2 separate regions of the Homo sapiens genome follow, and region 1 is linked to region 2. The links are chromatin contacts, found by Hi-C in ENCODE. All regions are on one chromosome and are shown on one strand. Each heading gives the region's core, a stretch centred on a gene start or an enhancer-like site at or near the end of the contact. The rest is flanking DNA. Distances are from core to core; before and after follow the strand shown.

What was found. Hi-C counts contacts between places; a loop is a spot of excess contacts on that map. Pooled maps may share reads with other maps.
Region 1: a map with no recorded cell type shows a loop between it and region 2 (20-fold over the local background). The contact joins two enhancer-like sites. A Hi-C loop is called at or near these places in 2 of 37 single-sample maps with no recorded cell type and 1 of 50 pooled maps.

What each region holds. Positions count from the first base shown.
Region 1 is chr5:72,464,305-72,467,039 of GRCh38, forward strand. All of the region lies in intron 1 of ZNF366 (zinc finger protein 366), which reads right to left. Among named protein-coding and RNA genes, the nearest start is that of ZNF366, 42 kb to the right of the region's middle. RefSeq lists enhancers at 1,007-1,066, 1,437-1,756. Within about 2 kb of position 1,472, at least 3 of the 41 ENCODE cell types and tissues checked have a DNase peak (open chromatin) inside an H3K27ac peak, as active enhancers do.
Region 2 is chr5:67,205,647-67,208,378 of GRCh38, forward strand. No RefSeq gene overlaps it. Among named protein-coding and RNA genes, the nearest start is that of CD180, 10 kb to the left of the region's middle. RefSeq lists an enhancer at 504-1,703. Within about 2 kb of position 1,450, at least 13 of the 41 ENCODE cell types and tissues checked have a DNase peak (open chromatin) inside an H3K27ac peak, as active enhancers do.

The sequences.
Region 1 (2,735 bases), core at 222-2,721, 5.3 Mb after region 2:
TACCGACTTGGAATGGAATGTTATCACTAATTGTGAAACGGAAGTTATTTCAGTCTATGCACGTTATTATTGCCTTTGTTTAATATTTTTGTTTTTAGTTATGACATAATCAACTAATTGTTTCCTTTTAATACATTAGGAGTTGTAATATACTCCTAATATAATGTTAATCTCAAAAGCATATTTATTTTCAGCATTTGAATTTTTGTCACCATTGTCCTAGTAAAGCAAAAAAAAAAATGTCGAACAGAGATGATGTGGCTATTTCTTTAAACATAAATGGCACAATTATGTCCCCAAATGCAGAGAATTTAGGTGCATACATTTTAATTTTTTACGTATCTTAATGTCATAATATTAATTTCCCCCAGTTTCTGTGTGTATGTATAATGATTCTCCCACCCTTAAAATAGTAGTCTGTGCACACTAGAATAAAATCAGAAACCCAGAAGGTTTTTTAAAAAGTAGGATCTCGGCTGGGCGCAATGGCTCATGCCTGTAATCCCAGCAATTTGGGAGGCTGAGGCAGGTGGATCATGAGGTCAGGAGTTTGAGACCAGCCTGGCCAAGATGGTGAAACCCGTCTCTATTAAAAATTCAAAAATTAGCCAGGTGTAGTGGCGGGTGCCTGTAATCCCAGCTACTTGGGAGGCTGAGGCAGGACGATTGCTTGAACCCAGGAGTCGGAGGTTGCAGTGAGCCGAGATTGCACCACTGCACTCTAGTCTGGGTGACAGAGCAAGACTCTGTCTAAAAAAAAGAAAAAGAAAAAGAAAAAAGTAGGATCTATCCAGGGAAATTTTTACAGACATTTAAAACAGCAGTCCCTTTCTGAATACAGATGTTTTTCTGCATAAAGACCTTAAGGATCATCACCGGTCCCTACAGAGGTCAAGGAGAACTAGATCTGATTTCCCCTTGGCCTGCTTGAAAGAGAGATCAGCTGTGGCTGCTTCTAGCTATTAATATCTCTGCCTTTGAGCACCAGCACCAGGTGATAAGGAGAAGCCCGAGGTGGTGAAACAACAACAACAACAAAATCTAGCAAACAAACCATCCTGGGGAAGGGGAGTGTTGAAGGGAAAAGCAGGGGAAGGATGTCTTCCTGAGGAGGTAATTTATCTTGAAATCAGTCAAGTTAAAATTCTGGGTGTCCTCAGCAAAAATATTAATAGATTCATAGAAAACCTCAATGTGTACCACCCACATGCTCCGCTCTATTTCTTAAAGTAGATCCACAGGCACCCATAAAACTGACAGGATTCTTATGCAGGAGGCAGGAGAGGCTTGGGGATGGCAATCTGGTTAAGAGACCCAAAACATGAGGAGGTGGGGCAAGCCCTCCTCTGAGTCATTGATCCATGGCTGCCTCCAGAGACCCTGGAGAAAACCAGCAGGTTGTAAGACAGTTCCCCACCAGAAAGAGTTGAAACAACGTGCAAAAAGAAAGAAGAACTGAAAATGTAAAAGCCGCTGCGTGTGGGATAATGGAAAGAGCGTTGGTTTGGAGCCTGAAAGTCTAGGTTTGAATGTTGGCTTTGTGCTAGCAGCTGTGGGAGAGTGAGTAAGTTACTTTTGAGGTTTGATTTTCTCATTCATGAAATGGGAGTTAGGATATCCTCATAGGGTTGTTGGAAATTTAGAATGTGTATGAGAAAGTATGTTAAACACTAGACAGTATGCTGCCCTTAAGGAGTGAGAAAGAGTGGACAGGAGAGGGGGACTGGGTTGTGATCAGTGGTTTGATGCTGTCTAACATCATGTCTGTTTTCTAAGCTGAAGCTCTTGATCATGACTCATGGCATCTGGGCCTCTGCCTTGCAAGTTAACCACGACTTTACCCATTTATCCTGAGTTGGTCTTGTCACAGCAGCGAAGGTGAACCACGCTCAAAAAGGCTATGGATAAGGCTAGGGTGAGTTTATTCATACCATGTGGCGATAAACCATGTAGTTAAAGAATACCTCCCCATCCCTTCTCTATGGCTGTTTTTGCTATTACGGAGATGTTTTCAAGCTTATATTAATAACAGTCTGCTTTGATGAATGGGGAGTTGAAGCAAAGGCTGATCTCATGAGCTATTTCAGCCAGTGTGTGAGAAACTGAAACATTGCCCCGAATCTAACATCAGAGGTCACCTTCCTAGGGACAGGAGGACCTGTTTGTCAAACCCAAAGTCTCAGACACTAGAATAGTGCTGGGTCAACACTAGCAAACCAGCTCTTGCAATTCTTGCTAAACTGTGAAGACAGGGACTGGATCTGTTTTATTCACTGCTGCATCTTCAATTCCCGGGATGGAACCTGGCTCAAAGTAGATGCCCAATCAACTGCTTTGGGATGAGAGAAGAAATGGGTGGTTCTTGTTTTTAAAGTCTCCCATGAAGTTTTAAAAGGTATAATTTTATCTTGTGTTATTTAGACTGTGGATGACTTTCGATATTTCCCTAATGAAATCATCAGCACATCTATAAGTTATTAGGTAGTTATGAAAAGAACTTGATACACACGCTTTGTGTGAGTTGTTGCGTACCCTCCTCATCCAAGGGCACTATTCTCTGAGCTAACTCTCAGATTCAGGGTAAGCCCTAAGGCCTGGTACACTAATGCTGGAGAGCCATTATCAAAGTGCCACCAAGTTCTGCAACCCAGCCAGAAAACAGATTCCTGAAAAGGCCGAAGGGCAGTCATGGGTAGAAAGAAAGACTCCTGGACTGAGAAAGGGAAATGTAAACC
Region 2 (2,732 bases), core at 200-2,699:
GCCCCAGTCGCAGAAATCTATCACTTTATTATGTGGAGATTGATGGGGAGTTGGTCAAAACCTTGCTCAATCCCTGTGACCTCCGTGCTCAGGAAAACACATCTTCATTATTTTTCTTTGATTTTTATAGGTTGCATTTGTTTCTTTGCCTGTCGTTCATTTCACTTCGATTGCATTTTCTTTCTGAAAGTCTTTTTCCTGTAAGGCCAGTTTGGTCAGCATTCAGTTCTTGCTTTAATTGGGCCTCTTTAAGCTTTCATCCCCTCAGATTTTTATATTCGTTTTTATTGTTGAACCTCACTTTAAGCTGTGGCTTTTCATTGTCATACCTTCCCATTTGTTCCTCATTCACCAGAACTTTGTTTCTGTGGGATCATCATCTTTCTTGGTCTGTGGAAGGCCCAGGTAGCACCCATTTGTTTTCTTCCCTCAGTGTCTCGTTGGGGCCCACTCATCTGAGTCCTTGGGGTTGCTCAGATGCCTGATCATCTCAGCAGCCAGCACCATCAAAGAGGAAACCTGCCTGAGATCCCGGCTCTGAGCTTCTTCCAGTTCAGGGTCTGGGACCTAGTGTCCAGCTGAGGCACCGTGGGATGTGTTTGTAGGAGGTAAGTCAGGGAGTGGTGGGCTCCAGCCCCCTGAGATGTGACATGCCCCACAGCCCTGACATTGGCCAATGTGGTAGGCAGTTCACCTCTGAGGTAGGGCAAATCTAGCTTTTTGACTTTTTCCCCAAATGAGATGCAAGATATGGAGCCTATGGAGAAGAAAATAAGAAGCTAAGAACTGGTGTGTCTTGGGTTTTCAACCAGAGAAAAAATCCAGTTTATATGGCAGAATAAGCATATACCATGATCAGACCAGCCATAAACAGACATCAAGGTAGCGAAAAAGTCCTTACAGAGAGATGCCATCAGCAATGGCCAAGTATGGTGATATTCTAACATTCTAGTTTCAAATTCTAGCATAGTTTTTCTCGTTGGAACATAACTACTGTAGTTCCTGTTGCAGTCTATAATTAATGAACAAACAAACAAAAAAAGAAGTAAAAAGAGGAAATTGTAAAATTTCTGTTCCCACCTTCTAAATATAGTTTAATTTGCTTTAAACAAATCTACCATAACACTTTTAATTTGTAGAACTGATAAACATTAATTTATCAAAGGACTCATATTATTTGTGACTGTGCTCACAGACTAGAGTTCCTTGTAGAATTTCTTTCAACTGTAACAAACGTGGTGCAAGTTTTTTGATGACTTGATTTTTAAAAATTTAACTACACATATCTTGGCTGTATAAAGCGAGGCTGACTTGTAACTTTGAAACATGCACATTAAATAGTCAAGAGTCAATAAAGAAACTGAACAAATGACAAAAAATGTTTGCTTCAAGTGAGTCAGTCATGACAAAACTACTCTCAGAATTGATTTGGAGATAGCCTAGGCTGTGGTTTTTCAGAGAAACCTGTACAGCTGGGTGGGGCACTGCGGTTTGCTAGTTTCTGGAGAGGTCAAAATGTGAAGTCAAAATGGTGTGCTGATACGGGAAATGACTGAGCTCCATTGCAATTCAGACCTATGACAAGCGGTTAAGGCACCTGCTATCCCCAGGCCTCAAGCTCTGTGTGGGTGCAGTGGAGCTGGATTCTTGAAGAGCTGGTTGTTTTCCAGGGCAGGAGATGGCCTGCTCCCAATCCAGAATTCTAACAAGAAAATAGCCTGGCCATGGCCCACACTTCCCAAATAGATGCACCTTTTTTTTTTTTGGATTGTCATCTTTTAAAAAAAAATACATATACTTTCATCAGCAGAATTGAATTTGGAAGGTTGCTGATGTTTTTTAAATTAATAGAATATGAAGCATTTACCATTTTCATAAGAAAGCTCATTAAAATTTACCTTTTATCCCCCTCTTGTCTGAGAAATGAGTATCTAGCACATAGTGCTTACTATTGCCAGGTACTGTTCTAAGTATTTTAGAGATGCAAACTAATGTAATCCTATGCCTAGACTCTGAGTAGTCTTTTCTAGGCAAAGAAACACAAGGAAGCTAAGTAAATTGCCCAAGGTCATTCACTGTATGGATGGGTTGGGGCTTGAACCTAGGGAGTCTGGCCCCAGAGATCAAACAAGAGAAAGAAGGCATCAGGGAAGCCCGAAGAAGGGAAAAAAAACCCACCAAAACAACCAGTTTTGCCCAATGCTTTGAAGAAAACTTTTAATCCTGTCTCCTTCCTTGCCCATGAAAAATGTCCATTTAGTCATAGTCGGAGTCAAGGGCAGAGCGAGGTGGGAGAGTGCCAGCCCGATGCTCTGTGACCCCATCCCAGCCTCGTCCCCTAGGCTTTCTCTTAGGCAGTGCTCTCCCAGCCTCTGTCATCTCCTTAAACATGGGTCTCCTTGCCTGGGCGAACCCTGCACATCCTTCTGAGCAGCACTGCCCAGTAGAAATGGGAGCCACATATGCAACTGTAAGTTTTCTAGTAGCCCACCTTAGAAAGAAAAAAAAAACCACGAAACAAATCTGTCATTGCTTTCTTCTTCCACATTTTGCTTTTTAAACTTCTGTTTTAAGTTTTTTACTTTAAAAAAATTCCCAAAAAGGAGACAGAAAACAGCTCCTGGAAGAATTTACAACCAACTGCATCGGGGTCTGGGAAACTGGACCAGGGTGGGGATGAGTGGATGGGAAGGGGTCCCCTTTAGTCACTGCGGCCTCACTGGAAGACCAAG